4 separate regions of the Homo sapiens genome follow, and regions 1, 2 and 4 are each linked to region 3. The links are chromatin loops, found by intact Hi-C in ENCODE. Cell type or tissue: IMR-90. All regions are shown on one strand. Region 1 overlaps ATP8A1 (ATPase phospholipid transporting 8A1). Region 2 overlaps LOC105374428 (a long non-coding RNA gene). Region 3 overlaps LOC124900697 (a long non-coding RNA gene). Region 4 holds the start of SHISA3 (shisa family member 3).

Region 1 (8,000 bases), 240 kb before region 3:
GGCAGGTGCAACCTACCCAGCATACAACACAGGTTCTTTTTGTTTTGGAGGAGAGCTGAGGGCATCTTTCTCCTCTCTAGATGTGATGTTAAAGATACTCAACTCATAGATTTTAATGGTTTGGCCCCCACCTCTACCCTATTCTTTCTGTCCCTGGGCTGGATGACACTTCTCCCCATGACTACCCTCCAGTAAGTTTTCCAGCCAAGTTTCCAAGAGAGAAAAACATGTCCTAAGATGGCCTCAGGGATTTAAGTTCCACTCTCAGTGATCTGGCAATACACCACCCTTTCTTGGAAGGTAGAGTTCTCTGGGAACTTTGTATGTTCCTTGCTTCTTACTTCTGATGTGTTCCCTTAAACACATTTTGTCTTGAGATCACTAAGCCTAGCATCTGGTCCTAGTCATTCTAAGAGTTAAATGACCTGGAGTGAGGGCGTTGTCTTCTTGTGAACCTAGATATCTAACTGCTTCCTTGGGTAGCTGACAAGTGTTTTGGCCTCTCCTTTCTTCCAATGCATCTACTCTTTTCTGGCTGAGAGAGATGTGAGTTACGAAATTGGCAGGCACCAGACACAGGGTGGGTCACTTTACATATCAGCTTTGATTGTTTTCCCGGGGTATATCTGCTGGCAGTTCTTTTTTGCCACTATCCCTCAACTATACTTAGACTTTTAAACTACAGATTTATGATGACAAAGAATAGTAATAAATGCAGTCATATATCCTAGTAAGAGGAAGGTGGCTTTCCCAGTAGACCCCACCAGGGTCTCTCTTCCTTTGTAAACATCTGTGAGGCCTCTATAATAAGTCAGCCACTATGCTTGGTACTGAAGAACTCTGGGTCCCTGCTTTCCAAGTGCTTTAATAGAGGAGACACACAAGAAAAACTGTAAAACATTGTCACTCACGCTGTAGGAGTGTTACTGCCTTTGGTATCTAGGTGAGAGGAGGGTGCATCAAAGAGCTGATTTTCAGAGCTGAGTCTTAAACTGCTTGCAAGGCAGACAGTGGGCAGTCGTTGGGAAAAGCAGAATGGAGAAAAAGTTACCAGCATGTGCAAAGACCCCCCTATGTGGGAAGTGAATGGCAGGGAATGAGAGTGAAGGCACCTGATGAAACATGTATAAGCCGTGCTTTGGGGCTTAAATTTTGTCCTGGGGAAAAATTGGAAGATTCGAAGCAAAGAACTGCTTGATAAGATTCAGATTTTAGAAACGCCACACTATGCATGGAAGATGGATTAAAAGGGTTGGGAATTAGAAGCAGGGTACCAATTTTAAAGACCAGGGGAACATTAATCTACATTTTATACTAAGTTTTTGTCATAATTTAATTGGACTTCATCATATTGTTTGTATGGAATCACTTTTTTCAAAATGGGACTTTGTGAAATAAAAACAGAAACCTCAGACTTCTGAAGAAAATCTTTGGTGTGTTGGGGTGATGTATGCTATCTTTTTCAGGGTTAAGAACTTTATGTTTTGCTGTGGCTGAGATTTCAGAGAGCGACTTTCAGGAGTGGCGAGCAGTCTATCAGCGAGCATCTACATCTGTGCAGAACAGGCTACTCAAACTCGAAGAGAGTTATGAGTTGATTGAAAAGGTACGTGGATGATTCTGTTGATCATACAGAGGGTTTGGTTTCCAGATAGTTTTGATCTTTATTCAAGGAACCAATGGAATAAAAATCAAAATATCTTGACATACCATTCACTATTGAATACCCTCTCATCATCTAAGCATTAACAAGTATTAATATGCATTAAAATATTGCTGAGAAGCCTTTGGGGTTAGACATTACTTTGTATAGATCTTCACTCTTTTCACAATTTTGGATCAAGGTTTGGCCAGTCTGGCAATCTCCTTGCCAATGTATTTCAGTTTCTGGATCTCTGAGGATATGGAACATGCCCCTACACACACGCACACATTACATACATGACATGTGTGCTTTGAGTTAATAACTATAATATGCAATGCAATATAAAATAGTACTGTAATCACACAGCTTGCATAGCTGATAATATATATGAGAGTAATCCAGTGCTTACACTTGTCCAGTCATTGTGACAAACATATACCTGTATTATTTCTGTCGCAGCTGTAAATGTTCTCATTTTACAGATAAAGAAACCATTGTGACAAACATATACCTGTATTATTTCTGTCACAGCTGTAAATGTCCTCATTTTACAGATAAAGAAACCAAGGCTATTAAGCCAGAAAGTGATGGATACATTATGATCGATGCTGTATAAATAGCAAGAATCTTGCTTCCTTAATTAAGAAAACATTTTTGTGTAGCTCTTGCCGTGTGCCAGGTGCTGTTCATAGCACTTTCATCTATTAATCTAGTCCTCACAACATCCCTTTGAGGTGCTAATTATTCCTGTCTTATAGATGAAGAATCCAAGGTAACAGAGAGGGTAAGTAATTTGGCTGAGAGTACACAGCTTCTAATAGGGGGAGCCAGAATCCTCACTCTTCCTCCAGTATTCATGCTCTAAATCATTCAAGTGACTTCATTCTAACCTCTAGCTTGCCATTAGATAACTCTTCAATAGCACTCATGTTTGTATTGCATAGAATCAAACTAGCCTGTCCGCTGCGGTTTACTTGATCTTTTCTCCAGGTAAGTAAAGGCTGATACTTTGTTCTTCTTTCCTCTCTATCGAACTGTGTACTTCGTCGTGCCTCTGTCTTGAAAGGTGGCTGGTGCCACCAGTACCTCCCTGGACTATTTCCCCCCTCTGCTCCTCACGTCCCCTCCCTTTATGTAATGTGGGGATGCCATGTTCTAGCTGCAGATGGTTTTCTTTATTGCACAAGGTTACCATATGCAACTCGAGATATTGGTGTCCTGTCTCCTCAACAGATTATCACTTTTTATGGAAGGTGATTGTTTCTCATATAGCCTTTGTATTTTGTAAGGGGAAGATACCTAAATATAAATATAAGCTCACATATATCATACCTGTATATATAGAGATAGATATGTAGATATATCTAGATATCTCCTCCTTATATTTGAACTTTTTATTCTGCTTACTTATGAAAAGACATGGGATAGCATGTATGGTGTCTTCCAGCATGATACTCCCACCCTAAATGTTATAGGTATACACACACCAGGAGACTTGTTATCAGTTGACTTATTTCAATGTCTCTCTTGCCTATCTTCCCCACTTCTTCCCTCCCCACTCCCTCCACCTTCTCGCTCTCCATTTCCTAACATATTTATATATGATTATGTCTTTGGGGCATTTATGTAGTAAAATAAAATAATCTGAGGCCATAATCACAATCTCTTTTAATCTGCCCAACTAAAGTCACATATCTTAAAGCATTAGTGCTATTGATTTTTAATCTTTGCTTCTGTTACTCTTTTAAGAATTAAAAAAAAAAAATCCAGTTTGGAAATGATGTTTTTCCTGTCTCTGAATATAAGGCAGCCTTGCCTTGCCTTATAATCCTCATGAGACAGAATTAATATGTAATGTCAGAATAAAAAAATCTATTTGAAAATGGATTCTAAACATATTAAATTGTTTCCACTTGAAGTACAACTTCAGTTCTAGAGTAGAATGTTTAATGTACCTAATATCCTTACTCTCTGGATGCCCTAGAGTTTTTTATAGATTAGATTTTCTAGGTTTAACAGTTTTGTTTCTTGTTCTTTTAATAACTGATTAAAAGCCTTGCAACCTCCAGCTTTTAACTGAACTAGATGTTCAACGTTTTCCCAGCAGATGGCGATCATGAGCTACATTAAAATTTAAGTTGACTGAGGCACTCCATTAAAAGTGGGGAGAGTGTGTGTATACACATATACACATGCATCTATATATGTGTCTATATGCATCCATGTAAACTACATATAGTTTACAGATGACAGAAACCTCCCTTATGACTGTTTTTTACCTAAAATAAATGAAAACGGGAATTTATAACTAATTTGTCTTCACTTCATAGTAAGCCATGCTCTCTGTTGTTGAAAATCTAAGATCCGGAAAGATTAAGAGATTGGGTCATTTACTCAGCCAGCCTGCTCCAAATGAAGACTGATTCTGTGTCCATCTCTACTCCTGAAACTGGAGCTTCATTTGGTGATCTATTTAAATAACTTTCATCAAGCAGTTCATGTTTACATGCTCATGCACAAGCAAATGAGACTGTGGCCCTCTGGGTACCACGGTCTGAGCAAATTCCCTAAATGAAGAAATCTTAAGGAACCCAAAAAGGTGGCCCACAAATTTGACCTGAAGGAAGCTTTTGGAGAGGTGGTAATTTTTGAAATGGGCCTCCAAGGATTATTTTACCAGTTGGAGGAGAGCAGACATCATTGTAGGGAAAAAGAATAGACAAAATAGAACAGATGTGATGGCTCACACCTGTAATCCCAGTATTTTGGGAGACCAAGGTGGGAGGATCATTGAGCCCAGGAGTTTGAGACCAGCCTGGGGGAACATAGGGGGAGACTCCATCTCTGTAAATAATTTTTAAAAATTAGCTGGATGTGGTAGCATGCACCTGTGGTCCCAGCTACTCAGGAGGCCTAAGGCAGGGAGAATTGCCTGAGCCCAGGAGACTGAGGCTGCTGTGAGCTGTGAAAGTACCACTGCACTCCAGCCTGGGTGACAGAGTGAGACCCTGTCTCAAGGTAAAAATAAATAAATATATAAATAACACAGGGATCTTTGTGACCAAGCTGTTTTTCTGAAGTGTTTCCATTAACTGTGATCATAGGAGGACTGTAGGATTTTTAATATAGAGAGCCAGGGTTATATCACTTCTTTCTTGATCTCAGATTCTATTCTTTGTTAAAATCAGCTGGGATTAGGGTTCAGAAGTTGTGATTTACTGCCATTAAAACCACTCTAGTGAGGCAAGTTTCAGCGTGTCAGACCACAGATTCTTCCAGAATGTTACCCTGGCTTTAAATTGAGCAAATACAGTCCTAGGGTTCATCCATTGTCTTCTTCCTTACCTGCTTTAACTGAGACATGCTGTTTATGCAATCTATTTTTTATGTGATTGGAATCTATTTTTACGTAGACCATAATATTGGACTTAGCATGTCATTATTGGACTTAGCATGTCAGACAGTGAATCTTTAAACTGTGAGGGTCGTTTTCACATCTTTTATTTTTTAAGAACAGAATTTTCCAAGCAAACATTGCCTGAATCATAATATATATAATTGACGAAAGCAGGACTGCTTTGGCTGGAGTAAGAGTAGAGAGGAGATCCAAACTGGCTTTCCCCTCAGCCTCCACCTTGCCCTCGTGGGTGCTCCAGGCAGGGCTTGTTGTGACTCTGAGGATCCACTAAGCACAGTTTGAAAACCATGTATTACATTTGTATGTGGACTTTTAGAAAACAAATTCCTCAAAAGATCAGTACATCATTGTGCCCGTATGCAAGATGTTTCTGAACATATTTGAATTGATATGTCATTGCCACATTAATGGTAGTATTATATTCACAACATTCAAAATGTAAAAGATTTGTAAAGTTTTTCCTAAAATAATAATTTAGTACAAAATAAGAGGAAATGTTATAATAGGATTAAGGTTATACTTTTAAATGCTGCTCTCTGCCTCTTGTTCCTCCAATGTTTGTTCAAACTGGTAATTCAGTTTTTAAAACTAAGTTGAATCCTTATTCCTTTGGGTAGTGTAACTCCTAGCATAAGCTGAAAAAAATATCCAAATAGACCAAAAATATACAACAAGGCATTTATCCTTTGGTTGTGATGCTTAGTTACTCAGGTATGTTACTACCCAGCACACTGAGCACTAGAATGTGCTGCCTTCACTCTTGGGGAACACTATGGGAAGGAGGATATGGAAAGTGAAAAAGCCCACCGGCTATTGTTATCCCTATTGACAGTCATCTCGAGATGAGAGGATTTAGGACTTTTAAATCTATCTATAAAATATAATTATCAGCTCTGTTCCAAAACTGTACTGTTTGAGCTCCAATACTTGCATTCATATGGTAAGCTTTTCAGGACATTTCTAAAAATTTTAACACTGAGAGTTGTTTCACGAATCAGTTGCCGACACATCTATTTTGTTTATTTTTTCTTTTGCTGTTACTAAATAAATCAAGAGGTGACATTGATTAGTAGGAAGGCCTAACTTGTTCAGGAATAAGAAAGCTCACATGGTTAGAATGCAGATGGGATTATCATATGGGATATTTCAGTTGTCTTGACTCACTTTGCGAAGAATTGCAGGTTCACATTGGGCATTGTGGACAGTAACACCTCTTAGTCTCTTTTTGTCACCACTTGAGAGAATTTACAGTGGTCTCATTCTTTAGACAACAAACTTGACCTGTTTTATCTCACCCTCGTTCTTTTGAAAGGTAGTCAACATATTAGGACTCATAATTTTAGATTGGGAAACCACTTATAGTGTCAGCCTATATTTTTTAAATCAGAATTTGTTTTTTTTTTTTTTTTTTGAGACGGAGTCTCACTCTGTTGCCAGGCTAAAGTGCAGTGTCGGCTCAGTGCAACCTCCGCCTCCTGGGTTCAAGCGATTCTCCTCCCTCAGCCTCCTGAATAGCTGGGACTACAGGCGCCCGCCACCACACCCAGCCAAATTTTTGTATTTTTAGTAGAGACGGGGTTTCACCATGTTGGCCAGGATGGTCTCGATCTCCTGACCTCGTGATCCACCCCCCCTTGGCCTCCCAAAGTGCTGGGATTACAGGCCTGAGCCACCGTGCCTGGCCTAAATCAGGTTTTTAAATTAAAATTTTGTATTTCCTCAAGAAGAATTGTAAATAACAGAATAATTATGAAGTTCCTTGTTTCATTGGCAGGGGTTTCTCTGAAATTTCTCACCTTTGATCTGTCACTTTAATATATCAGGAGCCAGGGTGATATCACTTCTTTTTGGTCTGAGCTTCTATTCTTTGTTAAAATTTGTTTACTTTTATTCTAACTTATTTCTAAGACACATAAATTATGTTTTGTCTCATATTCATACTATGCTACTAGATTCCTTTGAAAATTAATAGTATAGAAGTCTCTGGTCTTTCTTCCTTATTTTATAATTAAACCATTGTTTGAAATATGAAGGCGTGCCTTCGTGGAATACATAATTTTTTGAAAATGTTTAATATTTATTTGCTTCAATAGAAAAATACAATTATGTCTTTAGTACTGCATAGATTACCTACTAATAATTTCTGTGTTTCTGAAAGTAAATCATTTATCTTGAGAATTACAGAAAACAGCGTAAGCTATAATACCTGCCTAGATTCATCACTGATTAAAGCAGTATTTCCCTGGTGATAAGATTTTTATTTTTCTCTTATTATGATGCGTGGATTGGGAAACTTTTTTTTTTAATGGAAACTTATCCAATGCTTTTATCTGTTCAAGTTTTTCTAAAATAGGTTATGGGTTAGAGGATCATTTCTGAGCTTAAGAGTAAACTCAGAACACTGTAACTCTGCTGTCAAGCCTTTTTTGATCAGATAGCAATGTTGTGTTTTATGTGCATTTTGTAGTTTGTGATTGATGTATGTCATCCACTAGATTGAAGTTTCACGAAAGCAGGGACTGTGTTTATCATATTTATCACTGTGTCTCCAGCGCTTGACTGACTAGCCTATGTTAACCACTCAATAAATATTTGATGAATAAATGAATTATTCATTTAAATAATTAATTCAGAAGTTGGAGCTTAATAAGTACTTGCTTAATGAAAGCCTGCCCCCTATTAACAAATCTAGTTCATGCTTTCCATGCATTGAAGGCACTGGTATCAAATGTGCTATCACTAAGGATTAATTTAGGGGTATGTTAGAAAAGAAGCCAATAATTTTACAGAAGGCATTCTTTAGAAGTTTAGATTCGTTCATTTATAAAACCTGTCTTCAAAGTTACTTGATATATAAATGTGAGAAAATCATGGGTTGGAAAGATTCAGCAACAAATATCTGAGCACCGCTGCGTGGCAGGTTCTGTTCTAGGCTCT
Region 2 (8,000 bases), 90 kb before region 3:
AGCAGATAGAAGATTACATAATATATTTTATCATTTTTATGAAGTTCTAAAACAAAAGGTAATAATAAAATGTTAAGATACATCCCTATTTGGCGATGCTATCTTAAACAAAGAAATTGTAACACAATTCAGGATAGTGGTAATTACTATGTGTAGTAAGAGAATAATGACTCTCCAAAGATGTCCATGTCCAAATCCCCAGAACTTGTGACTATGTTACCTTACATGGCAAACGGACATTGCATATGTGATTAAGTTAAGGATCTTGAGATGGGAGGATTATCCTGGATTACATGGGTGAACCCATTGTAATCTAAGAGGGAGGCAGGATGGTCAGAGTCAGAGAGGATAGATGATCATGCAAGTGTTACTGAAATGCTGGGGGTTCAGTCTAGGTCCTGCTGCTCACCACACAAAAAGCCAATCACTGAGACAATGAATATTGCCAGGGAAAAAGGTTTTAATTGGGTGCTGCAGCCAAGGAGACAGGAGATCAGTGTGAAGTCCATCTCCTGATAGGTCCAAATCCAAATCCATCCCAAAGAGATGGGAAATGAGAGCCTGAAATCTATCTTCCTGACCGACTAAAATTAGGGGTTTATATAGCAGGGAAGAAATGTAAGCATGTATGGAAAACAGGAATTAGGGAGAGGTAAGGAAGAAGTTGTCAACAGGCAGCAGGTGGTTGGTCAGGCAACCATCACAGGTGGGGGGTCTGGCGTTTCATTGTCCAGATGCAGTGATTTGGTCAATTTCAGCTCCCTGATATTATCTGGGAGGCCTGATGCTTGGTTTCCTGAGAAAGCAACGCAGGTGAGAAAAATGTAACTTTCGCAAGTTTTAAGACTGGGAGGGTCAATTTCTATGTTTATTCAAAAGAAACCATAAACATCAGTTCTATGGGAAAACTGGGCTTGTTTCAGAAGCAAAGGTCAGAGATAGAGAAAGAGCGATTTGAAGATGTGATGCTGGCTTTGAAGATGGCGGAAGGGGCAATGAGCCAAGGAATGCTTCAGCCTGGAAAGCTAGAAAAGGCAAGGAAATGGCTTCTCCCCCACATATAAACTCCAGAGCCCCCAGAAGGAATGCAGCCCTGCTGACCCACTTTACACTTCTGCTCTCCAGTACTGCAAGATAATAAATTTCTGCAGTTTTAAGCCATTAAATTTGTGGGAATTTGTTACAGAGGCAATAGGAAACTAATATGCTATGAGAAGGAGTCAAAAGGTTGAGGGAGTGAAGCTCTACACAGATGCAATCATATTGGTTAATGTGTTCATTCCAAAGTTGAGGGAAGTCTTCATGAGTATCTGTTTTATAATTATGCATCTTAACTTACCTAAGTTATGGTCTTTTTTAAAGTAAAAATATGATACTGGAAACCTTTCAAATACAGTGCGTACACAAGAAAGGTCAATTCAAAAAAGCAGTAGGTGCGGGAAGTGAATGATGAGGTGTTTTTCCCTCATGTATACTGCATTTGAAATACTAATGGAACACTTAGGAAGAGAGGTTCAGGTGCTAGAGAGAGGAGGTGGTAGCTCAGGAAAGAAGGCTAGAATCTTCATAGCAACTTAGTCAATGGGTGAATTAGAGTAGACTGGTGACCAATCCCTGGGTGGGCCCCCAATAAAAGAAAGATAGGCAAAGCCCACAAAGGCAATTGAGGAGTGTACTCAGGTAGAAGAGAACATGGAGAGAATATCTAAGCCATCATTTAAATGTTTAGTCATTTATGGGCATACATTTGAAAGTTCAGAGTGGTGTTAGTCTCAAGAAATTCACTGATAACCCTACTGGCAAAGTATGTGCTATATCACACATACTGAGAGATGAAGCCAGCTGGGCTTCTGGGTCAGGTGGGGACTTGGAGAACTTTTCTGTTTAGCTAAAGGATTGTAAACACACCAATCAGGGCTCTGTGTCTAGCTAAAGGTTTGTAGATGCACCAATCAGCACTCTGTAAAAATGGACCAATCAGCACTCTGTAAAATGGGCCAATCAGCAGGATGTGGGTGGGGCCAGATAAGGGAATAAAAGCTGGCCACCCCAGTCAGCAGCCAGTGACCCACTCGGGTCGCCTTCCACGCTGTGGAAGGTATTTGTTCTTTTGCTTTTCATAATAAATCTTGCTGCTGCTCACTCTTTGGGTCCACACTACCTTTACGAGTTTTAACACTCACAGGGAGGGTCTGTCATTCCTGAAGTCAGCAAGACCACGAACCCACTGGAAGGAAGAAACTCTGGACACATCTGAACATCTGAAGGAACAAACTCCAGACACACCATCTTTTTTTTTTTTTTTTTTTTGAGAGGGAGTCTTGCTTTGTCACCCAGGCTGGAGTGCAGTGGCATGATCTCTACTCACCGCAAGCTCCGCCTCCCAGGTTCACGCAATTCTCCTGCCTCAGCCTCCCGAGTAGCTGGGACTACAGGCGCCCGCCACCACGCCTGGCTAATTTTTGTATTTTTAGTAGAGACGGGGTTTGTGTTAGCCAGGATGGTCTCGATCTCCTGACCTCATGATCTGCCCGCCTCGGCCTCCCAAAGTGCTGGGATTACAGGTGTGAGCCACCTTGCCCGGCCCAGACACACCCATCTTTAAGAGCTGTAACACACTGTGAAGGTATGCAGCCTCATTCCTGAAGTCAGCAAGACCACAAACCCACTAGAGGAAGAAACTCCCGACACATCTGAAGAAACAAACTCCTGACACACCATCTTTAAGAACCGTAGCATTCACCGCGAGGGTCTGCGGCTTCATTCTTGAAGTCAGCGAGACCAAGAACTCACCAGAAGGAACCAATCCCGGACACAATACCAGTACCTAAGTAGACCTTACTAACCCTCCATGGGGGCCCAGACTGGCCCTGCTTGAGTTTTCCTGAAACCTCAGTCACCAGGCTCACAAAGGAAGAGAGAGCAAGGAGGGACCAGGAACTCTGGGTATCTCCTGTCTTGCTCCATTGTGGCAGGGCCAGCCAATTCAAAAGCACCTACTTTCTTAGCTTTGGCCAGTTGCATTTATCTGCAGATTGTATCTGCATCTGAGATAGAGACTTCATGATGAGACTAAATAGATTAGATAGATACATAGGTACATAGATAACATAGATAGGGCCACGCGTGGTGGCTCACGCCTGTAATCCCAGCACTTTGGGAGGCTGAGGCGGGTGGATCACGAGGTCAGGAAATAGAGACCATCTTGGCTAACACGGTGAAACCCCTTCTTTACTAAAAAATACAAAAAATTAGCCAGGCATGGTGGTGCGTGCCGGTTGTCCCAGCTACTCAGGAGGCTGAGGCAGGAGAACTGCTTGAACCCAACAGGTGGAAGTTGCAGTGAGCTGAGATCGCGCCATTGCACTCCAGACTGGGCGATAGAGTGAGACTCCATCTCAAAAAACAAAAAAAAAAAAGATGATAGATAGATAGATAGATGATAGATAGATAGATAGATAGATAGATAGATAGATAGATAGATAGATTAGATAGATAAAGTGGCAGCAGGCACTCTTCTCAAATGGTTAAGTAAATGATTAATACTGTAAGGTTGCTCATGCCACGGCTGTTGCCCTGTCTATCCTGTGTGTGACTCTCCATGCTATAGGAGCTGCCAAGCTGTGGCCTTTTCACCACACTGTTGTCTTAAAACACATCCATCCACTTCTCAGACCTGCAGGTTAAATAAAGGGCATAGAAAATTATGAAAGTCATAATTACTTCTACAGAAAAGGTAATGAGGGTCACAGTGGGAGCTCTATTTACATGTGGCCCTCCAGGGAATATTTTACACATGGTATGTGAAGACCATATTGGTTTGTCTAGCACACTGAGTGTTTAGGTTGGTCCTTGTCACCTCCAGTCTACACTGGAACTGCAAAATGCAACATTTGCTCTCTAAAGCATCATGCCCGTGCTCTGATGTATGCAAAACATCCTTGTTTTTACTGCCATTGAAGGAGTTTAATCTCTCAGGGAGAATGGATTGTGCAACTCGACTTCTTAGTATTCACAAATATTTTAATAATAATAACCTGTGGGTATTTTCTTTATCTGATCTACAAATCAATCTCATTTTCTTTTCAAGCTCTGACCTAAGGAAAGGGCCTTAGATAATTTAGCTATTTATAAGAAAAAAAAAACATATGAACATGCTTTAATAATTCAGCTATAAAATTTAAAGTAGTAAAATATATTCTTGAGGATTCCATTTCTACCCCTAACCAGCACTTGAAATTGGAACTGAATGTCATATTAACATTGTTTCTATATAAGCTCTTATGGGAAACAGCATGGTGCCATCTGTTGGTGAATTCTTGGGTACTGCTAGGCTCTTTGGTATTTCAGATGCTGAGATTGTCTTCATTCATTCAATTATATTAAGCACTTTTTATGTGCCATGAGCTACACTAAGTACTGTTAAGATTAATAAGATATGATGATTCATCAAAATGTAATACAAGAAGTCTGGCATTTATGTTCTATTCCAAAGTTCAGGAATTTCACACACTTGCCCTGCAACACAGATAATGTCACAGTTCTATGTTTTAGGGAACTGTGTGCAATCCATTGTGGTAGTAATGTTAGTAACCCTAAAAACAGATTTTTGTAATCCTAGACCACTTTGTTCACAATGATTTTGTGGGCCAAACCAAATACGGGTACTCCTTTAAAATTCTTAGCATTTCTTATTTCTGATAAAATAAAATAGAAGATGCCTGTGAGCTAATAGATATTTGCAAGATGATTTACTTAGGTCAAAATCTTAATAGAGAATAAAAAGTAGCTACTTTAAAATATATGTTTCCCTTAAACAAACAATATTTCCCTTGAACCCCTATTCCTTGGCACCTCCATTATTCTGCTCCTCTGGAGGGCCAAATTTCTATAACTGATGCTCTAATCCCTACCTAAATTCCCTTTTTAGTCAACTCTGATGAGTTTTTCATGCCATTCCTATTCCCACCCCGCCCTCCCACATACATACACACTGAAACCAACAAGGACACCAACAACTTCCACATTGCTAAATCCAACGGTCAGTTTCCAGTCCACATTGTACATCACCTTACAGCAGTCTCTGAACTGCTGGCTCCCTCTTTTTTCACTTGGTTTCCAGAACACAACATCCTCCCCGGTGTTTTCCCTCTGAGGCTGCTTCCTTTAGAGTCCTTTTTACACCTAGGTCCCCCTCTTCACAAGTGCTACATCATGGAATGCCCCATCCGTTGAATCCTCAAAAAGTTTCTTTTTTTACTATACTCACTTTTTGTCTAAAGCCAGGCGCTACCCAGTAGAAATGCAACGTGAGCCACATATGTAATTTTTAGTTTTCTACTAGCCACATTTAAAAAAAAAAGAACAAGTGAGATTAATTTAATTAGTGTATTATTATTATTTGAGATATGGTTTTGCTCCCATTGCTCAGGTTTTACTCCCATAGCTCAGGGTGGAGTGCAATGGCATTGTATCCGGAATTTGTGGGTTCTTGGTCTCGCTGACTTCAAGAATGAAGCCTCGGACCTTCACGGTGAGTGTTACAGCTCTTAAAGGCGACGCATCTGGAGTTATTTGTTCCTTCCAGTGGGTTCGTGGTCTCGCTAGCCGCAGGAGTGAAGCTGCAGACTTTCTTGGTGAGTGTTACAACTCCTAAACGCAGCGCAGACCCAAAAAGTGAGCAGCAGCAAGACTTAGTGCAAAGACCAAAAGAACAAAGCTTCCACAGTGGGGAACGGCAACCCAGCAGGTTGCCACTACTGGCTCAGGTGGCCTGCTTTTATTCCCTTATCTGGCCCCACCCACATCCTACTGATTGGTCCATTTTACAGAGAGCTAATTGGTCCATTTTGACAGAGTGCTGATTGGTGCATTTACAATCCTTTAGCTAGACACAAAAGTTCTCCCAAGTCCCCTACCAGATTAGCTATACACAGAGCGCTGATTGGTGCATTTACAAACCTTTAGCTAGACACAGAGTGCTGACTGGTGCATTTACAATCCTTTAGCTAGACACAGAGAGCTTATTGGTGCATTTACAAACCTTTAGCTAGACAGAAAAGTTCTCCAAGTGCCCACCCATCCCAGAAGCCCAGCCAGCTTCACCTCTCAATGGCACTCGCAGCCGGGACTTTGCGGCACCTAACCCCAACTTTGCGGCAGCCCAGAGAGAGCTCGTCCCCTGATCAAGCCCAGCAGGCGCCAGCCGGCTGGGACGAGTGCGGGGCCCGCCAATCCCGGGCCCACCCGGAATCGGGCAGGCCGCGAGTTTCCCGCGCAGCCCCGGCTCCAACTGGCATCTCTCCCTCCATACCTCCCCGCAAGCAGAGGGAGCCGGCTCTGGCCGGCTCCTCCAGCACGGCCAGAGCGGAGACGAGGCCGAGGAAGCGCCAAGAGTGAGCCAGGGCTGCTAGCACGTTGTCAGCTCTCAGCATGGTCTTGACTGACTGCAACCTCTGCTTCCCAGGCTCAAGCAATCCTCCTGCCTCAGCTTCCCTAATAGCTGGGACTACAGGCACGTGCCACCATGCACAGGTAATTTTTGTGTTTTCTGTACAGACAGGGTTTTGCCATGTTGCCCAGGCTGGTTTCAAACTCCTGAACTCAAGTGATCCACCCAACTTGGCCTCTCAAAGTGCTGGGATTATAGGCGTGAGCCATCGCGTCTGGCCTAATTTTAATAATATATTTATTAACCAAGGTTATCAAAAGTACTATCTTTTCAACATTTTAATCAATATTAAAAACTATTAATGAGATATTTTACTGTGTTAGTTTGTTTTTTGAGAAGGAGTCTCGCCCTGTCGCCCAGGCTGGAGTGCAGTGTCGCGATCTCGGCTCACTGTAACTTCCGCCTCTAGGGTTCAAGCAATTCTCCTGCCTCAGCCTCCCAAGTAGCTAGGATTATAGGCGAATGCCACCACGCCTGGCAAATTTTTTGTATATTTAGAGACGGGGGTCACCATGTTGGCCAGGCTGGTCTCGAACTCCTGACCTAGTGATCCGCCCGCCTTGGCCTCCCAAAGTGCTGGGATTACAGGTGTGAGTCACCGTGCCCGGCTGATATTTTACATTTTTTATGCCAAGTCTTTGTAAGCTAGGATATATTTTACATTTACAGTACATCTCAATTCAGATGGTACATTTTCATAGGAAATGTAGCTACTGGTAGCTACTGTGTTGGACGGCGCAGCTCCAAATGACTGTTTATTTCCATGGATTTAAATAACATATATATGCTGGTAAACCCCAATTAGACTTTCAGCATGGAGCTCTCCCCTGACTCATTTATTCAATGAGACATCTTACTTAGATATCTAATAAGGCAAATTTAATATTTTCTTTTGTTTTGACATTTTACTGCCTCCTGTGCCTACCCTTGAAGGGGGAAAAGCAGAAGTCTTCTTTGCTTTCTTTCTCTCCCACCCCACAACCAATCCATCAACTCCACTTTCAAAATTACATTCTAAATCTGACCATTTTTCACCCCTTACATTGCCGCCTGGTCAAGCCCCCATCATCTTTCTGCAGCAGCTCCTAACCAGCCTCCCAGCCTGTCTTGCTCCCGTCCTAGGGTCTGTCTTCCACATGGCTCCATAATGGGTGTTGACAATGAAAATTCAAGAATATATCTCTTGCTGATTCAAAATCCTTGTCACTGAGAGCCCAGTGCAGTGGCTTACGCCTGTAATCCCAGTTACTCGGGAGGCTGAGGTGGGAGGATCGCTTCAGCCTAGGAGTTAGAGACCAGCTGGGCAACATAATGAGACATCTCGCACCCCCGACGATCCTCCAAGACTCCTCACCCTCTTCTCAAGGAAAAAAAAAAAAATCCATCACTGTCTTCCTGTCCTGCCTTGAATAACACATTCAGGCCCCGCGTGACCTGGCCCCTGTCTTGTGTCCAGCATCATCACCTCTGATCACTCTACACCTTACCTGTTCCTTATTAGTTGCACTGGCTTTCTTTTTCTTTTTTCTTTTTTTTTTTTTTTTTTTTT
Region 3 (8,000 bases):
ACATCCCCAATAGTATGTGGGTTTTCCTGTTGAGAGGGGGGACTGAGAGACAGGACTAGCTGGATTTCCTAGGCCAACTAAGAATCCCTAAGCCTAGTTGGGAAGGTGACCGCATCCACCTTTAAACACGGGGCTTGCAACTTAGCTCACACCCGACCAATCAGGTAGTAAAGAGAGCTCACTAAAATGCTAATTAGGCAAAAACAAGAGGTAAAGAAATAGCCAATCATCTATCGCCTGAGAGCACAGTGGGGAGGGACAATGATCGGGATATAAACCCAGGCATTCGGGCCGGCAACGGCAACCCCCATTGCGTCCCCTCCCATTGTATGGGAGCTCTGTTTTCATTCTATTAAATCTTGCAACTGCACACTCTTCTGGTCTATGTTTGTTATGGCTCGAGCTGAGCTTTCGCTCGCTGTCCACCACTGCTGTTTGCCGCCATCGCAGACCCACCACTGACTTCCACCTCTGCAGATCTGGCAGGGTGTCCGCTGTGCTCCTGACCCAGCGAGCCACCCATTGCTGCTCCCAATCAGGCTAAAGGCTTGCCATTGTTCCTGCATGGCTAAGAGCCCAGGGTTCGTCCTAATCGAGCTGAACGCTAGTAGCTGGGTTCCACAGTTCTCTTCCGTGACCCACGGCTCCTAATAGAGCTATAACACTCACCACATGGCCCAAGGTTCCATTCATTGGAATCCGTGAGGCCAAGAACCCCCGGTCAGAGAACAAGAAGCTTGCCACCATCTTGGAAGCTCTAAAAACAGAGACACCCCAGTAACAATAGAACAGTCCAGAATTGGTGGAAACAGCAAGGCAAGAATTTGGAAGCAAAGGATTCAGAGATTTAGGGCACAAATTGTCTGTTGATGCTTTCCACTGAAGAGTTTGGAAGAGTCTTTTGCAAGTTCCTGTAACGAACAATCAATCCATTTGCCTCGATAGGCAGGTTCTGGGAAAATAAAGTCATGCTAATGAAGACAGAAGAGTGGTGCAAAGTTCTGCTAATGTAGACAGAAAGCTGTGGATTGTATGGCTGGGTGCAGTGGCTCATGCCTCTAATCCCAGCACTTAGGGAGGCTGAGGCAGGCAGATTACTTGGGGTCAGGGGTTCAAGACCAGCCTGGCCAACATGGTGAAACCCCCATCTCTACTAAAAATCACAAAAATTAGCCAGGCCTGGTGGTGCTGCCTGTAATCCCAGCTACTCAGGAGGCCGAGGCACAAGAATCGCTTGAACCTGGGAGGCGGAGGTTGCAGTTGCAGTGAGCTAGAGCATGCCAGCACCACTGCACTCCAGCCTGGGCAGCAAAGCAAGACTCTGTCTAGAAAAAAGAGAAGAAAAGAAGAGAAGAGGATTATTAAAAGAAAAACTTTAAACAGATTAAATTTAATAGAGTTTATTTGAGCAAAGGATTCGCAAATCATGCAGTCCTCAGAAGCAGAAGAGGTTAGGAGAGCCCCCCTCTGCAAAGCGGGCACTTTGCAGGGAATATTTATAGACAGAAAAATGGAAGTGAGGTACACAAACAGCTGGATTGGTTACATCCTGGCGTTTGCTTAATTTGGACGTGGTCTTTCAGATGGCAGCCTGTGATTGGCAGAAGCTGGACACCCAGCTATTTGCTATAAAATATACTCCTCATTGGATTTTCATTTGTTTACATACTAAGTTAGGTTGCAGTTTATTACTTAGTGATACTCAAGGTATGGGAGGTGGTCTTAGGCCAAATTTAGGATAATTTAATAGGTTCCAGGATTGGTGTTCTGCCTGATAAAAGAAAAACTTCAGTGGAATTAAATTTAAAGGAGTTTAATTGAGCAATGAACAATTAGGCTCAGAGACTCCAGCACAGCCACATGTTGGAGAAGATTTATGGACAGAAAAAGGAAAGTGATGTACAGAAAACGGAAGTGAGGAACAGAAACAGCCGGATTGGTTACAGCTCAGTATTTGCCTTATTTGAACAGGTTCAAACAGTTAGCTACATTTGACTGGCCAAAACTCGGGTGATTGGCACATGTGTAGGCTCTGGTCTGTTTACACTTTCACTTGTTACAGTTCATAATGTACAGAGAAACCTTTAGACCTAACTTAAAATATGTAAGGAGGCAGCTTTAGACTAAACTTGATTTAACAAGGTTGAGCGTCCGGATGGGCAGTTTGGGTTCTCAGGTAGATTAAAAACTTTCTGAACTTCATTCTCAATGGACTTGAACATTCAGACAGCACTACCAGACATCCTCGTGGACGCCTTTCAGCTTCTAAGAACAAACTCTGTGTCTCCAGGGCTAAGGATAGAACAGAATGCTAAGATAACATAAGAAGGGGCACCTCGTTCAGTCTTTAAGAGTTGGGTAAGGCTTCTCAGAGGAAGAAGCACCTATGCCGAGACCTAAAGGATGAAAAACATCAGCCAGGCAAGGAGTGTGCAAGTCAGCCCAGAGGCTGTGTTCTAGGCATAAGGGGCAGCATGGGCCTGGAAATGAGAGAGACAGAGTGTGTGCATTGGAGAGCTGCCTGTCATCCAGGAGGAAGGGCTGAGGTTGTAGGACAGACTGTAACAAGCCTTGTAAGTTGTGTGTGCTAAGGAGTTTGGACATTTTCATGAAGGGCAATGTGGAGCCACTGAAGAGTTTTTAGCAGAAAAGAAAACCATAATCCAATGCACATTTGTAAAGGATCATCCTGGTGCTGGCGAATGATCTGGGGAGGGGCATGACTAGAGGCAGGGAAAGCAGTTATACCATTTACAAGGCTGAAGTCACACTGATTCATATTTATGTTCTTCTCACTTCAGAATCCACACGTTCATGGAGTCATAGAACCTAAGGGTTGAAAAGAACCCTTAAGGCCAGGCACGGTGGCTCACCTCTGTAATCCCAGCACTTTGGGAGACCGAGGCAGGCGGATCACGAGGTCAGTAGATCAAGACCATCCTGACTAACATGGTTAAACCGTCTCTACTAAAAATACAAAAAATTAGCCGGGCGTGGTGGCGGGCGCCTGTAGTCCCAGCTACTCGGGAGGCTGAGGCAGGAGAATGACGTGAACCCAGGAGGCGGAGCTTGCAGTGAGCCGAGACCGCGCCATAGCGCTCCAGCCTGGGCGACAGAGCGAGACTCTGTCTCAAAAAAGGAAAAGAAAAGAACCCTTAAAATCACCCAAACCCATGCCTCCCTTGCAAATTATACCAGCTACTCGAGAGGTTGAGGTGGGAAGATCTCCTGAGCCCAGGAAGCTGAGGTTGCAGACTCAGCCCTCTCTCCCTAATCCTGGGCTGGAAGGGGAGGAAGGGGAGGAAGGGGAGGAAGAGAAGGGCCCAGCGGGGCCAGGCAGGCACCCTGTCACTGGGGGAGGCTGAGAGGCAGAGCAGGTCTTGGGAAACAGCATTCTAGTCCAACCACCCACCCAAGCTGTGATTGACTCCCCTACATGCTGATCTGATCCAAGGAAAACACACGCTTTTCAAAACATAGAGAAATGTGTACCCAGAGTGTGCTTTAACAACTCCAAAGCCAATTATGGTCCATCTGATCTAACCAAAGCTGATTTCCTCAGGTGGCTGAATGAGAGGTCAAATAGCCATTCCCCAGGATTTCCACAGAGCTCAGCCAGAACATGAAGTTCCCGGCATGTCCCCAGGGCCGACAGCTCAACCGCTGAAGAGTAAAGCAGTCAAATCTTTTAATTTCCCTCCTTCTCCTGATAATTATAAATATGACACTGCAGTGAACTACAGCAAACTCCCCTAGAGGTGAGGGTTCACTATTCATTCACAAAGGAAACAAAAAGAAATCCTCCATATTTCACTTTCCCACATGTGCATGATTTTCACTGATGCTGATCAGAAAGAAAAACAAAGAGGCATTATTTGCAGATGAAAAAAATTGCATATCCACATCCATCTATTTATATAAATCCCCTTTCGCTCCCGTGCAGTCTGCGCCATTTGTGGAGAACTGCATTTCACCAGCACTCCATTCATGAAGAATCTACGAGCGCCCTCTAGAGGAATTTTCTCTCTTTCACATCTACACACGGTGAAAAGGGCCAACTAGGGCTGCTCTTGTCCGGGCTGAATTCTGGAAAGCATCAATTTCTCAGGATATATATGCAGCGTTTAAGTACATTTTCTGCGAGAAGCAGATGCATTGGTTTGCAAGTCAGAGCGAAAGCCAGTGCTGCTGTTCAGAGTCAGAGCTGGGCAGGATGAAGTTTAATGAACATTATTAACCATTGAGAAGATGCATTTCTTGCTGAGTAGCCCCCAGGGCAGACGACAGCTCAGTCACCCTGGAAGAATTCAACCAGAAAAAGACCTCACAAACCGACAGTTCTGTGCTAGTGAGAACCATTATTGCCGGGAAGGTGAATCTCTGAAACTACCACAAAACATCCTCACTGCCCTTCCCCTGAGGTTTCACAAACCACAGCAAAAGTCCAGTCAGTACCATTCAGGCCACCAGCAAGCCACGTGACCCCAGGCAAGTCATGTAACTTCTTAAAATGAAGGCTGACGAACTCCTGGAAATTTTGCTTCAGTCGTTATGAGGTCAGGGGTCATACACCTGCAAAATCTTGCTATAAATGCCCTTTGAACTCTTTCTTTTTTGCAAGTATGATGATGAGGGTTGAGAACAACTGGGTTATCCCGAAGTGTGAAAACTCACTTCAAATAGATGAATGATTCATATGTGAGAAGCTCTCATGTATGGGATGACTGGAAGTATGCCTTATCTTGAAGTCATTCATGTCTTCGTGATTTTTTACTTACAGAGTGCCTTTTTTGTTTAAGACACTGAAAATATTTGAAAAGAGATCCCTGGATCCCTGATGATTTGCCTTAATGTAATACTGAGTAAAATCTCATTAAATTGAGTGGAAATGAGTGGGGAAAATGAACCTTGAATTAAATGGGTTTGAACAGTGCAATTTAAAAAATATATATTAGGCATCTAGATAATACGGAGATAACAGTTGCTAAAATTATGTTGACTTCTTGATTTAACAGTGCCGCTTCCTCCGGGTGCAGTGAAATGAGCAGTTTGGGGAGGCAGAAAAACCTGGGGTCAATGCTGCTTCAGGGTACAGATCCCCATCCACAAACCTAAAACCAAAACTTTTTTTTTATTAAAAAGTAAACTTTAATGTCGAAAATGCAAACTTGGGGAAAACAGAAAAGATCACACACAAGGCTGTCACTTCACACTTCCAAGGTTGCACAGTGGTGGGGCAGAGGCGCTCCTCACTTCCCAAACGCTAAAACCGAAACTTTAAAGTTTCCCTAACTCGCCAGGTGGTGGCTCACGCCGGTAATCCCAGGACTTTGGAAAGCCAAAGCAGGAGGATCACTTGAGCACAGCAGTTTGAGACCAGCCTGGGCAGCATAGTGAGACCTCCTCTACAAAAAATTTTAAAACGAGCCAAATGTGATGGTACACGTCTGTAGTCCCAGCTACTCTGGAGGTTGAGGTGGGAAGATCACTTGAGCCCAGGAAGCAGAGGTTGCAGTGAATTGAGTTTGACCACTGCACTCCAGCCTGGGCGACAGAGCAATACCCTATCTCAAAAATAAATAAGTCAATAATTACAAAAATTGAAGTTTCCCTAACTTAACTCAATTTCTGTAGTGAGTCCCCATTCCACTAGGGGGCAGAAAGGTTAGCTGAGTCAATCATGGTTCCTCCTCGTTTCACCATATTGGCACATATTGGCACATATTGGGCTATGTGGGGTCACAGTGTTGCAGACTGGCATCTGACTTGATTTTTTTCTTCTTTGGAAAATGAAAATATTTATTTAGAACCACTCTGGGTTTTCTAATAGGTCAGTAATTTTATTTAATATATGTAATGATAGATAGATCAAAGGTATTTTCAAGTAATGACGACATTTTCTTAATCAGGGATTACTAAGCCCCCCCTAAGATGCTAAAATGTTATGCATTTGCCTAGAACCCTTTTTTGTCAGCAAACTGTGGTCCTGCATTTGGCAGCAGCCGTGATTCAGAGCAAGGCGGACTGGAAGGAGCTGTGGTCTGGATCTTTCCCTCTGCGCTATTCCCCTTCCCAGCTTGTCCTCAGCTGCGCCACCTGAGAAGTCTGGAGGAACATTCGCTGGAGTCTCCACGGTTCCTTCCGGCTGGGGTTCTTCTGCTGTGGCTTGGGCCTCTCCTGAGCTGCAGAGGCTGCCCCAGGCCCCACTGGGAGCCACACCAGCCACGCTCCTCAGGACGTCTCTGCCCTCTAAAACCAGCTGGGCTTTCATTTCCACCCGATCCTAGCCCCTAGCCCACCCCGGAAGGTGAGGCATATGGGCCTCCCTCTCTCAGAGACCCACAATGTCTCCTTGCAGCGGCTCCTTCTGCAGCTTCTCTCACTCTGATGGAGACACTGTCTGTCTGGTCCGGGAGGACTGGGGTGGGGAGTTCGCCTTGCCCTGAGTCATCAAAGTTTTCTATGTTCTGAGACCTCTTTAGAGTTCCTGTAACCACCCTTTCCAGAGGTCATGGATCCACATGACACCAGGGAATTTAAACGCCGCAGAAATTTGGAAGGGTCAAGAGTTACAGGAAATATTGAGTGAAAAGGGTCCATTGCTGTTCTGAAAACTTCCTGTGGACGTTCGGCAAGCTCCTGATTCTCCCTGAGCCTCGGTTGCTTCATCTAGCCAAAGGGAAAATGCTGTCTACCACATAGGGTTGTGGCGAAGGGTAAAGGTTAAACTCCTGGCTCGGAGGCTTATACAATAACCCCCACTCCCAAGGCCCCACTCCTGCTGTCTCTTAGCACTCCTGGATAGAAAAGAAATCAAGAGGGCTGAGTGTCCACAGCAACTGCTCTGGAATAAAGAAAAAAGGCAGTAGGAAAAGTGCATGGACACCCTCCCAGGGGACCCCATGGCTGGCAGAGGAATCTTGGAGATCGAACGTGGGAAGAAGAGGACGCGGGCACACAACCGGGAAAAGTCAAGATGTAGCCCAAGAACAAAAGTGCAAAGTGGCCGGGCCCCCCCACCCATAATGCTTGGGCAGCCACAGGGGCAGGGTTTAGAAGACAGATCATGGCTCCGCAGGCCCACGCACCTGATCTGGAACCTTCGCTTCTGCCATCTGCTGGGCAAAGTCCTAAGACGTGGCTTCTGTGATGTTCTACGCTGGTCCAATTGATTGCATTAGTAAAATCCTGCCATACATTTCACCGTTCCCCTACAGAAACCTGTTTCATTTTAAAATGAAACTTCTCACTTCTTGATTTCATACATCTTTCGCAACACTATCTCACCCAGCCAATTAGACGATAATTAAAGAATTTCCCAAAGCTCTGATTCCTTGATGTCAGAAAGCCATTTGCTTTTCTCCAACGCATCTATTAGCCTATTATTTCCATTTAGCCTATTTGTACACAGCACTCCACTGCTCCAGACTCTCAAATTGCTGATTTTTATGCTTCTTCCTTAGCACTTAATGCAGTTCATAAATTTTACTCTAAAAGTTTAGGCATAAATCACACTAAAAGCCCAAGTTACTGAGGAAAACTAGCAGCAAATCAAGATTGGAATACCAAGCCACCAGCATCAATTCTACATTTACACACTTCAAATTAAGAGTTCCCTCCCCATTATTTAAATGCAAACTTTTCTTACAACTTTTCCTTACTTTATATTAAGCTCCAAACCAAAAAAAAAAGGAAAATTCAAAATGTTCACTTGCTTTTTTGTTGCTGTTGTTATGCAATATTGAACTTTCTGTGGTATAGTCATAAAAATCACCTTTGTAAGGAAACAAACAAATGAAAAAAAGATACTCCTAAGAAACCATTATTCATTCCTGGCCAAGATGAAAAGCTGTAAGTTCAGAGTATTCTGGAAGGAAGAAAAACAATTATATATACAGCGTATATATACAGTCATCCAATACTCTGCGTATGATCTAGGTTGATGTCAGAAGCATTTGAGGTGACATTTGGCTTACAAAAGGCAACCCCATTTTTTACCA
Region 4 (8,000 bases), 120 kb before region 3:
TTGCTGGGAAAAAATCACATTAATGAAATCAGTGCGATTGTGTTTGAGTTGCCAGAATTACCAACTGCATCCGTCTGGATTTGAAGCTGTCACATCATGGTGATTTTGAATAAGGGGTTAGCATCTGTCTTTTTTAAGTCTGCCCAAACCTTTACATTTAGAAATAAGTTACTTCCCTTTCTTTCTTCTATTCACCATTGGGGCATTGTATTGATTTTTAAAAATTATGTGTGTAGTGAGTTATCTATAAATTTCATTTTAGGACTCATAAAGGGATGTCACAAAATATTTGTTCTAAGGAGAGCTCATTTTGGGGTCCAACAGGGCTGAGAATCACTGCCTTCGAAACTTAGGCTTATGCTCTTAAAATCTCCGATGAATTTTGTGCACAGAACCATCAAAATCTCAAAGCAGGTCTTCCGTTGCTGTTTGGATCTGTTTGTTTATGCATATCAACTCCAGTACAGACTAGCTGCAGGACCTTGGGCAAGTTGCTTCATTCCTTTGTGCCTCAGCTTTCGAATCTTTAAAATAGGAATTGTAATACTTTTCTGTTGGGGTTGTTTAGAGCATAAAATAAGTTAATACATACTAATACTTAATGCTTGGCTCATAATAAGAGCTTTAATAAGGTAACCTTAAAACCATTAAAAGGACCAAAATACTACAAACATAAATAAAACTAGTCTAATCGTATAGGAGTGCGCCCAAGATTATGTGTATAAATGTTCATCCTTTTACATGCAGCTGTTTCTTTCCTTAATTATTTTGAACAATTTGGGATACCCGGAAGTCAGGCCACTTTTAGATACAGGATAAAGCAGGAGACTAGAAGTCAGAGCCCCTCTGCCTTTAGACTGAGCAGAGGCCGAATATCTTTGAACTTGTTTCCTTAACTAGAAAATGAAGAGACAAGGCCAAACAACTCTCTTAGGACAGAATTCTGCCTCTAACTAATTGTGTTTGAAAACTGAGAGTGACATATGATAGTATGAATTCCTATAAATCTGGGCTTTCAAACCACACCTGCAGGGGCCAGGTAGGTAGCATAGCAAAAATAGATGGGCCAGGTGGGGAGACCAGGCAGGAGGCTGGCAAATGGCAGGTGTCCTGTCTGAAGAGGATTGACCTGACCCCAAGGCAGTGCAGGACCCCTGGTGCCACGTCCTCTATGTCATGAGAAGCCAGAAATCCAGATTCTTATGAGAAACGTCCTAATGATGAATTCTCTACAGGCCAAACACATCGGAGGGCTGTAGACTGAGACCTCCATAAAAATTCACTTCCTTTGCTGCTTTCACGAGCCCTGATATGGAATTTTTTTTTAATTTTAAAATATGAAGTATGTGTTAAAAACATTTCCTTTTTTTTAAAGAAGGATCGCTAAAGAGATAAAATGAATCACATTAAAATTTAAATAGAGTTCATGAAAATATAAAGTGTTTTATTTATTCTAATCCAACAAGATATATGCCCAAATATATAGTCATCAAACATAAAATTCAGGGGCACTGGAGATATATATAATATTAGATGATTATACCAATAGCTAGACTTTGAACTCCAGTTATTATTAACATAAAAATTACAGTATGACTACTAAATAATTAGTACAGTCAATGTGGTAAATACATTAAATTACAAATATTTACATTTGAACATAGCTCATTTTACAAATAAATGTTTTAAGCCCCAACTGTCCAACTTTCACTGAAACACTAAATGTTGCTGAACAAAAAGTCTGCAATAAATACTCCCTCCAGTGAGTGGGGGAAATGATTTTACATACACTCTGTGTTACAATGAATGTCTGAGTATATATTTAAAACTTTAAACTCCTCATGTGATTATTGAAACCTTGTATTCTGGAAAAACTCATATTGTAAACAAAATTTAGTTATTTATTTAAAAAGTAAATGTTCTCATTATGCTAATATTATTCATGGTTAGGTTACTCCCGAAATCATAAATAGATTTTTCACTGCCCCCTTAAGTTTACCTAATAGTTAATTTTTTAAGTGAACCTTTGATAATTACAATTAGGTATTTTTCTTTGCTTATTTATGAATATATTCCTATCATAACTCAATGAACAACTTATATGAAAAAGAAACATGTAGCCCTTTTCTAAGCAATATAGCTGAATGTCCAGTAAAACGTTTTTAGCCAGTTTGCAACTTTAAAGTCAAACTGCTGCATATTTTGAATAAAAGTAGCATAGATTGAAATGTAATGATCACATGTTTGCAAAACCAGAAAACAGTTCTCTGGTTTAGCCTTTCTGTGATTGGAGACAGGAACTTTCAAATTAGAAGGTGCTGTGTTTTCCTAGCATGCTCCTCCATGACACTGATCAGTTACAAGGGAAATTTTCTCAGAATTGCATGTGGCAATGGGAGCAGGGCTCCACCTGTCTGCCATCTGACTGAGTTGTGGATTCATGGCCTGGGCGTGTCAACTGGAACTGAAGTCTGGACAGCTCTTCCCAGGCAGTGGGGGCTCCTGCTGGAGGGGGTAAGCGAAATACTGGGGTGACACCAGGAAACCAGATGGCTGAGCCAGGTGGATTGAGTGGCTGGTGGTGTATGGCGGGGGCGGTGAGGGCACCAGGCAGCCCGGCTCAGCCCTGGCAAAGGAGAACCTGCGGATGGAGCCGCCTGTGGAGCTGGAGCTCGTGGCTGTGCTGGACTGCCGGGAGGGTGCCCTGGGGCTGGTGGAGGTCAGGATCATGGGCAGGGTCTCTGTCTGATAGCTGCGGAGTGAGAAGCGGATTGGCTGCTGCGAGGGCTCCTTGGGTCTCAAACAGGTGCAACAATAAATAGCCACTACAGAGCCCAGGATGATGAACGCAATGAAGATGGAGCCGACGATGAGAAAGGGGACGTAGACAGGCTCTAAAAGGCAAAAACAGACATAAACAGATGCTCAGATGAGGATCTCCCAGATTCTGAACTCTGCTTGGGCAGCTGAGGGTTGAGAGGTGGGAGACTCAGTTACTATCACTGCTGTCAGCTCAGTTTTTCAGAGCTTGTTAATGGTAACCTCCAAAATGCAATGCAAACCGTGATGATGGAATATTCTCGCTACTCCTAGCAGGGAGGAAGCAAACGGATACCGTAGCCTCTGTTAGCAATTAACTATCATATTGCACATCTGGAAGTCAGAAAAAAAAAACGGAATCTGTTCTCCTGTTCAGGCACTAGAGGGAAAGGGTGAGTTTTAGGGGTTAAAATAATTCTAGGTTTAAATGCAGGTTTTAGTAGTTTGATCACGGTGAGCAGTAAGAGACTTGTCCCCTCTCTTAGGCTGGCAATCCATCTCCCATTCAATAATCTCCAGTCTAAGCAAAGGGAGCCAGGCCTATTAAATGAGATTCCCCTCTACACACAGACCCAGGATTTTATGAGACTCCAGAAAGAACAGTATAAAGAAATTCACAGAGGGCCCCAATCGACTGTGTCTCCTACCATACACCACAAATTGCCAGCTCTGGCTGCTTCTTTCCAGGAAAGATTTGGAATACCCACTCCAGCTGCCGTGCCTCTCAATTCCCATCCAAGCCTGGGAAGTCAGACTGAACTTTAGATAGATCACCAGGCAATTCTTGGTGTCCACGGCCCAGACTTTCTATAAAAGCATCCCTCAAACAGAGCAAACTCCAATTTCCTTCTCTCTCTACAAGGCAGACATAAAATTCCCAAGCCCGGAGGCATCCCCTTGGGCAGTTCTCCAGGTCTCTCCCCTGATAGAGCCGTGCTAAGACGCAGCCTCCAGCTTACAGGTAGAAGAAAGAAAGCCTGCATTGACTAAGTCCCTACTGTGTGCCTGGCTCTTTCTTATTCATTATCTGATTAAAGTCTCTTGGAGACCCTGTGAGATGGACATGATAAGCTCCATTTTCCAGATGTGGAAATACATCAGAGAAGTTTGCGCATTCCCACAGACAGAGCTAGTGAGGGACAGGTAACTATCAATTATTTGTGGGCTACTAGGCGTAAGCTCTTCTGTGTCCCTCCCATTCTCCCTTGTTTACTAGCACCAGCGTGCAAGGCAAGGCAAAGGTAAGTAACTACCATTTACTGAGCCCTGCGCTCCAGCATTCATACACTCTCACGTCACCAACAACTTAACTCCTTTGAGAGCAATATGCCCACTTTAGAACTGAGAAGAGGTATCCAGAGCAGTTAAGTAACTTGCCCAAGTTACACCGCCGGCAAGTGACAGAGCCAAGGTCCATCAGGGTTTGCCTGATCCCAGACTCAGTGAGTGTGGAGACTGCCTCTCCCTTCTGCTGTCCTCTGGCATCCGAGCCGAGTAGGGAGCGCAGAGGAAGCCCGTGCTGCAGACTGGGCAATTGCACTTACTCCCAGAGGGCAGCTGGGTCCCCCAGGGTGAGCGAGTGAAGCCGTGGGGAAGAGTCTATATTTTTCTAACAGGCCAGGAGGGCCTAGATTTCCCTACTTTCCGCTGAGCATCTTTTCTCCAGAACTACTTCCAGAATCCTCTAGATTGGAAATGTTGACCCCCAACATTCACCCTCTAGTGGAGCACTAATGGAGGGCAGACTCCCCTGTCCTCTGGGTTATCAGTTTGCGGGGAGGGGCCGTTGGGGAACCCTTAATGATCTCTCCAGCCTCTCTTCCCTTTCCCGGCGACCTTCTCTTGCGGGCTCCAGACCTCGGCTCTCTGGAGTCCTGGGGTGTCACCCGCTCTCAGCTCCGCCCGCTTCTCCGGTTTCCCTGGCCATAAAACCCTCGCCTCAAGCTCTAAAGCGTTTCCCTGATGTTCCGATTCAGGTGGAAAACTTTTTTTCAAGGTGTAAATTTTCTCTGCTGGGGTCGTGATTTATTCCGCTCTGAAGTCAGCGGAAATTTGACCCGTGTTTTCCGAAGTGAGAATAGGGGGCGGGGAAGCCCCTTCGACCCTTGTTTCTAAATCTCCACCTCGAAGACCTGGGCATTTCTGAAAGGCGTGACAATAGGGGGTGGGCCGGAGAGGGTAATTCGATGCAGAGAATTGAAAGGAAGTCTGCAGAACGGGGCCGTGGCTTAGAAACGCTATCATTAAGACAGAAAAAAAAAGTGACTGGGGTTTCTTAGCCCTGAAGGGCTGCAAATGAGCGCGCGACAAGAGTCGCGATTCCCTGCATTCGGCACTTCCCGAAGCTCCCGAAGTGACAAGGGCGAGCAATGGGACACCCTCGGCCCCTCCACCAAAACCCAAGTCTACCCTGGCTTTACCCGCACTACCCTTCTCCCGGGAGCTCCAGCTGTCTTCCCCCCGGCTACCAGGCACAAGCCCCGCGCTCCTCACTGTCCCTGGCAAACTTTCCCTGCGGGCCGACCCGCAGAGACCGCAAGTGGCGGGAAGCGGGACTGCAAATGAATAGAGGACCATGATCTGAAACGCGACCACCCACTCATCCCTTGATTCCCCCACCCGGCCGCGTCCCCCTGGCGCACAGACCCAGGAAGGCGCATAGACCTGCCTGGGTCTGTGCATCCTCCCGCGCACACATGCAGCCGCCGCCGTTAGGCGGGCGGGGATATGTCCCCGAGGGCCCCGCACTTACGCGCAGTGATGCCTGGGTGCTCCAGTTCGCGGCGGTCGTTGGTGCAGCCGCCCTGCTCCAGCCTGGCGTCGGCCGCGGCGCAACAGTAGCGGAGCGCGCAGGAGCCGCAGCAGATGGTAGCGTCCAGCGTGTCGAAGTCCTCTGGGCACTGGAAGCCCTCGTGGTAGTTGCCCTGCACGTCCACCCAGCCGTGGCAGTACTCTCCGGACTGCTGGGCGCCCGCCGGGCCCCAGCGCAGCCAGCCAAGGAGAAGGCAAAGCGCCAGCAGTGCCCTCATCGCCACTGGGCTCCCTGGGCGGCCGGGAGCAGGACGCAGCTGGAAAGCGAAGGGCTGAGCCCGGGCTCAGGGCGCACAGCGATTCCGCCTCCCCAGGGACACGTCGCAAGCTGCTGGCCCCGGCGGCCGAAGCCAGTCCTGCGTGGGATAGCAGGGGCCGGGGAGGCGACAGGGGCTGCACTACGAGTTCCGCAGGCCGGGAGTCAGCATGGTGCGCGGGGCGAGTTGGCGAGGGCCTGCGGGAGGCGCCGGCAGAGGCAGTTGCTGGGGCTGTCGCTGCCGCCCTTCGCCCGGCTCATAGCGCTCCCCGCGCGAGGGGCGCGCCAACCCCCCGGCCACCTCCCTCCCCACTCCTCAAGGGAGCCATAGCGCCCGGGGCTGCCAACTCCAGCGCCGCACAGAGTCCCAACCTGTGGCGATCGCCGGGTCCCGAGAGGAGCCGGAGGAAAAGAATTTGTTCCCCACGTGCGAGTACCCCAGACAGGCGGCCGCTCAGCCCCAGCCCCTATCTGTCACAGGAGCAGGAGTCAGCTCCGCCGCGGCCAAGTACAAACGGCCGCGGGGTTGCTGACAGCTCTGCCCGCAAGGCGTCTTTTAAAAAGGAAGAGGGAGGAGGAGACAATGAGGGTTAAGAAAGAGTCCGCCCTCCCGGATCGCGCCTCTGGAGCTAATCACAGCGGGTGCGGCGCGGGCCGAGGGTCCTCTGCGCTTTCTGGTTCGCGCTCCATCCTCCGCCTCCCCCCGGCCACCCCCGCCCATGCCGCTCCCCCAGGACTTGACTCTCAACCTGAAGATATCAGACCCTCCCCTCCCCCGCCGCACACCCCAACTCTCTCACAGCCCGGAAATCTCTGCAGAGTGACGTTGAGGGCTGCCGAATTCCCGCGTTTATCCACGCACGTGGGCGCGCGAGTGGAGACGCTGGATTTACTTTTCAATGGATATAATGCATGAATGCGGTGCAGTCATTGAAGTTTGTCGAATCATCTGTGCCCTGTTGCACAGACTCAGACTCGTTCCTGGGATACCGCTTCTAAAGGTTCAGGACCGAGAACATGGTTTTTAGGTGTCGCCAACATGTGCTGAGCTTTCCACCTACGTTTCCACTTTTTCTGGGAGGAACGGCACATTTTCACAAGCACACACACACACACACTCGCACTTTTTCCGCCGGCTGAAGGATTGCCGGTCACCTCTGCCAGCCAAGGCCAGCTCGCAAAACCTCAAAGAGCACGACTTCTCCGTTCACGCCCGCAAAGGAAATAAAGGAGCAAAATTAATGATAATTGAGCAGAACTGAACTTCTGTTCAGGGAAAGAAACACATTTATTTAAATGATGTGTCCCCTGTGGGCTATTTTCAGGGGCACTGCTCCGTTAGCGGCCTAAGTGCCTTATGAAACTGGTGTTATGTGAAACCTGGGCCAAACGCAAGCATTTATTTTGACTGCATCCTGAACTTCCAATCATCGTCTATTGGTATGTGTGAATATGTTCGGTGTATCTCGGCTTATTTGTCAAACAAGCTGCATACCCGTGTCCCTGAGTTAGATGTCGGCAAGTTGAGTGAAACAAAAGGAACAAAGTGTTCTCAGCTCCAGCGACACAAGGTGCGCGGTCAAACGCATTTATCACGTTCGCAGCTTCCTGATGAACCGAGTCGATTCCGGAGAAACTTTTTTAAAAATCTCCTATTAAAACGATTTCTTTTTTTTTTTTTTTTATCTAAGTTAAAGTATATTCCAATTAAATAATTACTTCTGATTTCTAATTTTAGGTATTGGGATTAGCATTTAGTTATGTGGCTGCTGAAAATACATGTCCATTTCACACGTTAAGTGGGACCGTGTAAATATTTAACTTTATTGCTCTCTTAGAGTTACATATTTCTTAGGACAATACGAAGCTATTAAGTAAAAACAAATTAAGTTGGAGCTTTCAATAACAAACAATGAAACAGTTTTTTAGTTAAATAGTTTAAGCATATGGGAAATTGTTTTGCAGAAATTTCTTAGATATTGGGTTTTTTATTTACAAAAAAAAGGTCTTGCCAGACTTAATCTTTTTTTTAACTCTAGTTGTTTTTTAGGAGTGTTGTTTCAATTGTATATATATCCTGAGCAATTACAGGAAAATGTCACTTAGAAACACA

The links. A loop is a pair of places that touch in the nucleus more often than their neighbours do. Peaks named below come from ENCODE experiments on the same cell type or tissue, not always from the same donor. Only the 100,000 strongest peaks of a DNase experiment are listed, where the experiment ranks them.
Region 1: a loop joins it to region 3, with 15 times the contacts of the local background. A loop is called at or near these places in 99 of 110 quality-filtered maps.
Region 2: a loop joins it to region 3, with 11 times the contacts of the local background. A loop is called at or near these places in 20 of 110 quality-filtered maps.
Region 4: it touches region 3 in a loop (8-fold over the local background); 9 of 110 quality-filtered maps call a loop at or near these places.

The regions. Positions count from the first base shown.
Region 1 is chr4:42,515,766-42,523,765 of GRCh38, reverse strand. ATP8A1 (ATPase phospholipid transporting 8A1) reads left to right here. Exons shown (of 37, transcript NM_006095.2): 22 at 1,467-1,606. Among named protein-coding and RNA genes, the nearest start is that of SHISA3, 120 kb to the right of the region's middle. In IMR-90, a CTCF peak has its summit at 3,744 (motif pointing right); no DNase peak of the experiment used is centred here.
Region 2 is chr4:42,367,948-42,375,947 of GRCh38, reverse strand. All of the region lies in intron 1 of LOC105374428 (a long non-coding RNA gene), which reads left to right. Among named protein-coding and RNA genes, the nearest start is that of SHISA3, 26 kb to the left of the region's middle. In IMR-90, a CTCF peak has its summit at 4,311 (motif pointing left); a DNase peak (open chromatin) is centred at 4,287.
Region 3 is chr4:42,278,193-42,286,192 of GRCh38, reverse strand. It overlaps LOC124900697 (a long non-coding RNA gene), which reads left to right. Exons shown (of 2, transcript XR_007058106.1): 2 at 1-370. Among named protein-coding and RNA genes, the nearest start is that of SHISA3, 120 kb to the left of the region's middle. RefSeq lists enhancers at 482-983, 1,800-1,939. In IMR-90, CTCF peaks have their summits at 4,010 (motif pointing left) and 5,642 (motif pointing right); a DNase peak (open chromatin) is centred at 4,002; H3K27ac peaks cover 411 bases.
Region 4 is chr4:42,395,906-42,403,905 of GRCh38, reverse strand. SHISA3 (shisa family member 3) reads right to left here and starts at 6,418. Exons shown (of 2, transcript NM_001080505.3): 1 at 5,573-6,418; 2 at 1,419-2,894. The coding sequence starts at 5,849. The coding sequence ends at 2,455. RefSeq lists silencers at 4,905-4,954, 6,595-6,674 and an enhancer at 5,481-6,370. In IMR-90, no CTCF peak of the experiment used is centred here; no DNase peak of the experiment used is centred here; H3K4me3 peaks cover 3,378 bases; H3K27ac peaks cover 3,183 bases; H3K27me3 peaks cover 227 bases.